2 separate regions of the Mus musculus genome follow, and region 1 is linked to region 2. A link is a contact called in ENCODE POLR2A ChIA-PET data. All regions are on one chromosome and are shown on one strand. Each heading gives the region's core, a stretch centred on a gene start or an enhancer-like site at or near the end of the contact. The rest is flanking DNA. Distances are from core to core; before and after follow the strand shown. Region 1 holds the start of Nudt18 (nudix (nucleoside diphosphate linked moiety X)-type motif 18). Region 2 holds the start of Polr3d (polymerase (RNA) III (DNA directed) polypeptide D).

Region 1 (3,081 bases), core at 154-2,653, 130 kb before region 2:
AAGCTCTTAGCCCGTAGTAGGTCAATGGCCATAAGCAGAAGCCCACAGTATGGCTGGCTATGGATGAGGGACCGTGAGAAATGTCACTAGGTGGGGGATACCTGTTGGTCGAGCGAGGAACACAAAGCGGATCCAGGAGGCGCCCCTCTCCTCCACGGACAGCAGTGTCACTGGCTCACAGAGCAGCCCTGCCTCCTCCTTCACCTCCCGCTGCATGGCCTCCACGATGGTTTCTCCTGGTTCCATTCTTCCTGCAGGGAGGTACCATGTCCCCCGGCATTCCCTCTTGGCCTCCTGTATCATCAACACCTCATCCTGGGAGGGAGGGAAGTGAGACAATCTTCACTCCTACCCAGCCAGTCTGGGGGCTTCAGAAGAGTAGCCCCTACCTGGATGGCAGCCCAAAGCTCCCTTCTTGGTAGACAGACACCTTTAGGATGCTGGATCCTCAGGAGTCAGGCCCTGATATGGCTGAAAGCAGTGGCTGTCTCCGCTTTGCTGTAACTCAAACCCAGAGGGACTTCTGTTGTAGAAAGGGGCTGAGGACCTTGGGCGTTGCTCTAGGAGGCTTCCTCCTGAAGGTTGCCACCACTCCTATACTGACTCATTTATGCCACTGTCTTGCTCTTGTTCCCATGGGACTTACAAACCGCCTGTGTCAAGTCCTCAATCTAGGGTCTGAGGCTTTGAAACTTAGCTCCACCCCTATACCAACCTACCCCTTCTTGGCCAGGATTTTATAACGCTGACTTGTGCAGAAGTGATCACTAAAAAGAACTCTCACAGGATCGGAGGCCTGCATGTAAGCTCCCCATTACTCTCCCGAGGCGCCGGGAGAGTCTAGACTCCTGGAAAGGAAGGGGGCATATTACAGGCCTCTCCTGGTGGGGGGCGAGGTCTAGTGGATGAGATAAACCGCCCCGGGACCTCGGCTTCTCCTTCCATATTATAGAGTCTACAGAAGGACGATCTCAGCTCAGCTGCTAGTGTTGAGAGTGCTTTGCAACATTGGGAAGCGCCACATACAGGCAGCGGCCGTTGGCTCGCCTGTTCAGATCAGGGCAGGCGGCACGCTCCCGAGACCAGCCGAAGGCCAGCGGCCGGTCGGACGCTCACCTGCTCGTTGAGGAACACGGCCAGCACCACGTAGCAGACATTCTTCCGCAGCCGCACGGGAAACAGCGGCTTCCCAGCCGGCTCCGAGTCACAGCTCTGCACCAGCAACCCCTTTCCCCCCAGCACGGTGGCAAGCGCCCCTGCCAGGCCCTCCGTGGCCATCAAGTCTCCGGGGAGGTGGCAAGCCGGGACCTGCCAGACCCCCGGAGGCAAGCGGCCGGGACCTGAGCTGCGGTGGGCCGCGGCGCCCTCGCCCCCTCCCCTGACTTGAGGGCCAAGACTAACACGGAACCTCCGGGAGAGACCTGGTCGCTGATAGGCTGCGCGTCACTGCGGCCTGCCCGGATTGGCCAGCTCGCAGCGGTTATCGGGAGGGCGGGGCGCCGGGATCCTCCCTCTGCCCCCTCCTCTCCTGGGTTTCAGCCTCACTTCACACTCTCCCTAGCGATTAGCTAATTCACCCAGCACGCACTTGTCCGCGCGGGTTCCGACGGTGATGTCATCCTGCCTGTAGGGTGATGAACACCACTGTGACCAGGGTCGATGGCGTCACTCGTCCGATGACATTACGGAAGCCCAGACTCCGCCGTTCGCTCCCACTGTCCAGCTTTTATCATAAACGAACCACAGAAGTGCTCACGACGAATAGGCCCCAAATAACTTTCTGACTTCGTTAAAATGCTCTGAATGTGGTATGGCTCAGGCACATAACGTTGCGTTAGAAATTCTGATCTGTCTAGGTCGATGGACACAGGGCATTTTAAGAGTCCGAGGCTAAAGGATTGGTTTGGGGGTGGGGTGGGGGATGGGGAACGTGATTGACAAGCCTCAGAGGAGGGATGGGACAGGTGGTCAAGGTGGGACAAGGCTGGGGATGAGAAGAAGCTAAGGGGGGGGGGGATGAATGAAAGGGAGATTGAAGTCAGCACTGTAGCCTGCATCCGATCCTGTGCCCAATGCTTTTCCCAGGCTTCTGAAACAGACTCCATCTTTAGAGGGCAGGGGTGGTGCCCTCCTACCCAGCGTCCAGGGCCTGGTCATGAGGAACAGGGTGTGGGTTGTTTTGGCCAGCTCCTGCTTCTCTCCCAGCCTGACCTTTCTTCCTCTGAGCTTCTTTAACCTCCACTCAGGACAGGAAGGCAGGGCCAGCTGAGAGGAATCCACAAAGCAGGCCAAGTCTGGGCTCCTCACCCCATCCCAGACTTCCCTTTCCTCCCCCACTGCTGGCTCTGTGTACCTCCTTTGGGGGACAGTGGCTTGATGGTACTGACAAAGCTCTGGAGTTTAAAAGCCAGACATCCAGCCTCTGCTGACTGACGTGCTCTGTGCCCTGGGTGGCCTCAATGTCCTCATCTGTACAGTAGGTCTGTAACAGCCCTCCTTTTCCATACTTGTTGAGAAGCCAAGAGAGCTTGGGAGAAGCCATGCACTATCTGAACACCGTCACCAGGCAGCCCACCTGTTCTCCAGGTAGGGTCTCAAAGCCATAGTCCATAGAGCACACCTGCACATACAAGAACACACACACCGTGAAACTGGGGAGTATAGCTCAGCGGTAGAGTATTTACCTAGCATACACAAGGCCCTGAGTTCAATTCCCAGCACCACAAAACCACATCTGTGCTCTGTAGACTTGACTGGCAGGCGATCTCAGCCCTCCGGGACTGGTCTCAGCCTTTCTTCTCCCCGATGCTGATGCAAACTCCCTGAAGAGGAAATCTACGTGAGGTTGGATGGGCACTGTTAGTGGCCCACAGTATTTTCAGGCACTTGGACACTTCTGACTTGAGGCCACTGAAGACCTCCTATTTCTAAATTAACTGTAGTCATCGGCAGAGGGTCAAGATCAGGCCCCAGGGTGCAGAGCCACTTGTTAAAGGCCTCCTCTCTCTTCTCCACCTCTCTCTTCCCCTACCCTCCTCTCCCCCTACCCCCCTTTTGCTCTCTCAGTGCCTCAGTTTTCCC
Region 2 (3,452 bases), core at 403-2,902:
TTCCTGTCATGCTGAAATGTCTTGTACCATGACTGCAAAAATGTCAATATTCTGGTTTTGATATAAGTGCTAGATCTTACTATTGTGGAAAACAAAGTAAACAGAATTTGGGCTCTGCTGAATCATTATCATCATCATCACCATCAGTGTCTCACTTTGTAGTCCAAGCTGGTGTAAACTCAGAGACCTGCCTGCTTTTTCCTCCCAAGTACTGGGTTTACAGGCATGCACCAACATGCCTGGCTTGTCACATAATTTCCCCCCCCCCCTTTTTTTTTTTTAAATAACTGCATATGTATGACATCAAAATGAAGTTTACTTATTTACTATTTTCATTTTATTTATTTATTTTGGTTTTTCGAGACAGGGTTTCTCTGTGTAGCCCTGGCTGTCCTGGAACTCATTCTGTAGACCAGGCTGGCCTCAAACTCAGAAATCCACCTGCCTCTGCCTCCCAAGTGCTGGGATTAAAGGCGTGTGCCACCACTGCCCAGCAAAGTATACTTTTAATATGTACATTTTCTGAAACTCTTTCCTAGGGATATAATCTACAAGAAAGCAAAAAAGTTGGATGTATCAAATGTACACTAGCTATTTCTAACAACATACCTATTTAAAGTAAGTGCCCCATTAAGGAAACAAGTTACGATATATACATATAAATATGCACATATATATCCTCCCATTGGTCATTTGTCTCCGACAAAGAATACACTATTGTGTGGCACAATATTACAGTACATCAAAAATATTTTAATGCTAGCAGCCTATGGAATTCCAGCAGAAATAGGTTCCTTCCCTAGAATTACATAACCTTTTTATTTGTATTGGGGTCGCTGTAGTGTAACATTAAATGACTCCCCCCCCCCCAGATTAGATTGCAACCACACATTACAATAAAAAAATTTTTCAGCTGGGATTGGTGGTGTACATCTGTAATCCCTACAACTGAGGGATGAGTGAAGAGACTGGACTGCTGCAAATTCGAGGCCAGCCTGGTCTACTTAAGTTCCAGACTAGATAGGGTTACAGAGCAGGGTTGTCTTAAAAATACCCACACCTCCCAACCAAAAATCAAAAAACAAAAACCCTTCCAGTTGAAGAGCAAACTTCAGTTCCAAAGGCTTCCCAGATTTGACTAAGCAGTCATGGGCCCAGGTAGATGAGAAGAGCTATTGGCTGCTCTGTCCAAACTGCGTTAAGGGTGACACCCCAAGACCCCAGGGACCGGCAAGGGAAGGCGCACGCGAGCAAAGGGTCGAGCCCGAAGGTGCAATGACCACGCCAAGGTCAACGCAGGGAGGCTGCAGCCAGCCACGGCCTGAGGGCTCTAAGCTCCCTATGTCCGGAGCCCCATCCCGAGCGGCGACCCCACTGCTCCCAGAGGCTGCGCAGTGTGGACTCCACATACAGCAGGTAGGCGACCTTGGAGCCCCTCCACCTCCGACCCCGAGGACCGCACCTCTACTCCCTGCCAGGGGCCGAGACACGCCCCCACGAGTCACACCCCGGCACAGCTTACAGTCCACCTCCCACATCCTTTTTCGCCCTCTCAACCCAGCTTTTCCCGACTCCGGGAAGAACCGGGAAGAGAAGGCGGAGGGCGGCGAGGCACCGTCGGATAAATACTATGGTCAGGTCACGCCCCCTTGATGTCACTTCCGCCCCAGGGTAAGATGGCAGCGCCCGGTCCTTGCCACGCAGACTTCCGCCTTGCCCGGAGACCCGCGGCCCGTGGTTGCTCTAGTCGGAGGTGAGGTTGTGATACTCGGCGCAGAGCCTCCACGCAGGTGCGTCACGAAGTCCCCAGGGAAAGGGCAGGTGACGGAGTCCAAAGCTAGGGGTGGGGCGCTCCGGGAAGCCTCGCCACGTGGGACGGGGAGGAGCTGAGCTGCAGCGAGAGCGACGCACGGGCGGGGGGCGGGAGGCCACGTGGGTGCGGTTCCGCCCAGGGTCCTCGCGTCCAGCCCTTGGAGTCACTTTGTTGCCTACTTTCTTCTAGGAACCATGTCGGAAGGAAACGCGGCGGGCGAGCCCAGCAATCCTGGAGGGCCGCGACCCCTTCTCTCTGGGGGCCGGGGGCTGATCGGCCGGCGGCCCGCACCCCCGCTTACGCCCGGTCGCCTTCCCTCCATCCGCTCCCGGGACCTCACCCTTGGCGGAGTCAAGAAGGTACCTGCGAGCGCGTTTGTATAGAAACCCACCCAGGCCGTAGGGAGGCGACTCGTGATGTTCATTCATGTGCTGCCTTGGGCCCCTGGTGGGATGTCAGCCTTTAGAGAGACCTGCAAACCTAGGTGCTGGTACAGGACACTGACAGGGTCTCCTAGGCAATTAAAAGACAGTGAATCTAGTTGATTCAAGACATCCGGAAGTGCTTATTATGTTCTGGGCTCCTTACAAAATCCCTTGAAAGCCAGACAAAATTGCTTTACTTGCAATTTCGAGTGTTCATAACTCTGTGGATGTCAGTATTGAAAACTAATAATCTAGTAAGTGATGAATCTTAGGCATGCCGGTAACTGCTCTTTGTCCCCTCCTGTTATGTGTGTAACAGTAGATGTAACTGTACCGAGTAGCTCTGAAAAGGAATAGCAAACACAGGATAAAGCATTTTAGCTTTGCCTTGGGGGCTACTGGTGATAGTCTACCTGTCTCTCTAAGCCATCCCAGGACTGTTGGTCAGTTGAGCACATCGAAAATACAGTACTGTGTTTTACTTTTCAGAAAACCTTCACCCCAAATATCATCAGTCGGAAGATCAAAGAAGAGTAAGTAATGAATGAACAGTACTCACCCCGGTTAGCTCTGAATTTGGGGACGTAATTAGGTTGTGTGGCCTAGAGATTTTAACTTACGCTATTAGCTTATTCACCAGTGGTTCTCATCCTTCAATCCTGGGTTATATAGGGGCATGTTTCTTTTTGAGACAGTGCCTCGCTACATGGCCTTGCATGTCCTGGAACTCACTTATGTAGGTTGCTGGCCTAGAACTCCCAGAGATGTGCTTGCCTCTCAGACCTGTGTCCTGAGTGCTGGGATTAAGATGTACACCTCCACGCTTAGCTCCAGGGCACTTTGCATTAGAGGGTCTTTTTGGTTTTTGTTTTGTTTTGTTTTTTTTCTGTAATAAATAGCTGAGATAATTGGCTTACAGAGAGGGACATTTTGTTTTGGAGATTTTAGTCCACGATCAATCAGGTGGTTCTTGCTTTTGGGTTCATGGTATGGCAATGAATGCAGTCGGAATACCCAAGGGAAGAAAGAAATTAAGGAGAGGAAAGGGCTGAGTTTCTATTCTCCTTTAGGAGCTGGGTAACCACCCAGTAGGCTCCATCTCTTATAGTTTCAGCTACCTTCTGTTTCTGCCGAGGTGGGGCTGAACTCTCCAACTTTGCCTTAAGGTCCTCTGCTCTCCAGCCTTTCTACTTTTAGAGGGTTAAAAAACCAAC

The links. ChIA-PET counts read pairs that join two places held with the same protein, here RNA polymerase II (POLR2A).
Region 1: POLR2A ChIA-PET joins it to region 2 with 15 read pairs in Patski. The contact joins the promoter of Nudt18 here to the promoter of Polr3d in region 2. POLR2A ChIA-PET finds 5 or more read pairs at or near these places in 4 of 5 experiments (Patski and embryonic stem cell).

Annotation. Positions count from the first base shown.
Region 1 is chr14:70,576,146-70,579,226 of GRCm38, reverse strand. It overlaps Nudt18 (nudix (nucleoside diphosphate linked moiety X)-type motif 18), which reads right to left and starts at 1,403. Exons shown (of 3, transcript NM_153136.5): 1 at 1,117-1,403; 2 at 102-315. The coding sequence starts at 1,278.
Region 2 is chr14:70,441,671-70,445,122 of GRCm38, reverse strand. It overlaps Polr3d (polymerase (RNA) III (DNA directed) polypeptide D), which reads left to right and starts at 1,652. Exons shown (of 9, transcript NM_025945.3): 1 at 1,652-1,790; 2 at 2,003-2,172; 3 at 2,728-2,771. The coding sequence starts at 2,008. Mir320 (microRNA 320) reads right to left here and starts at 1,613; the gene lies at 1,532-1,613.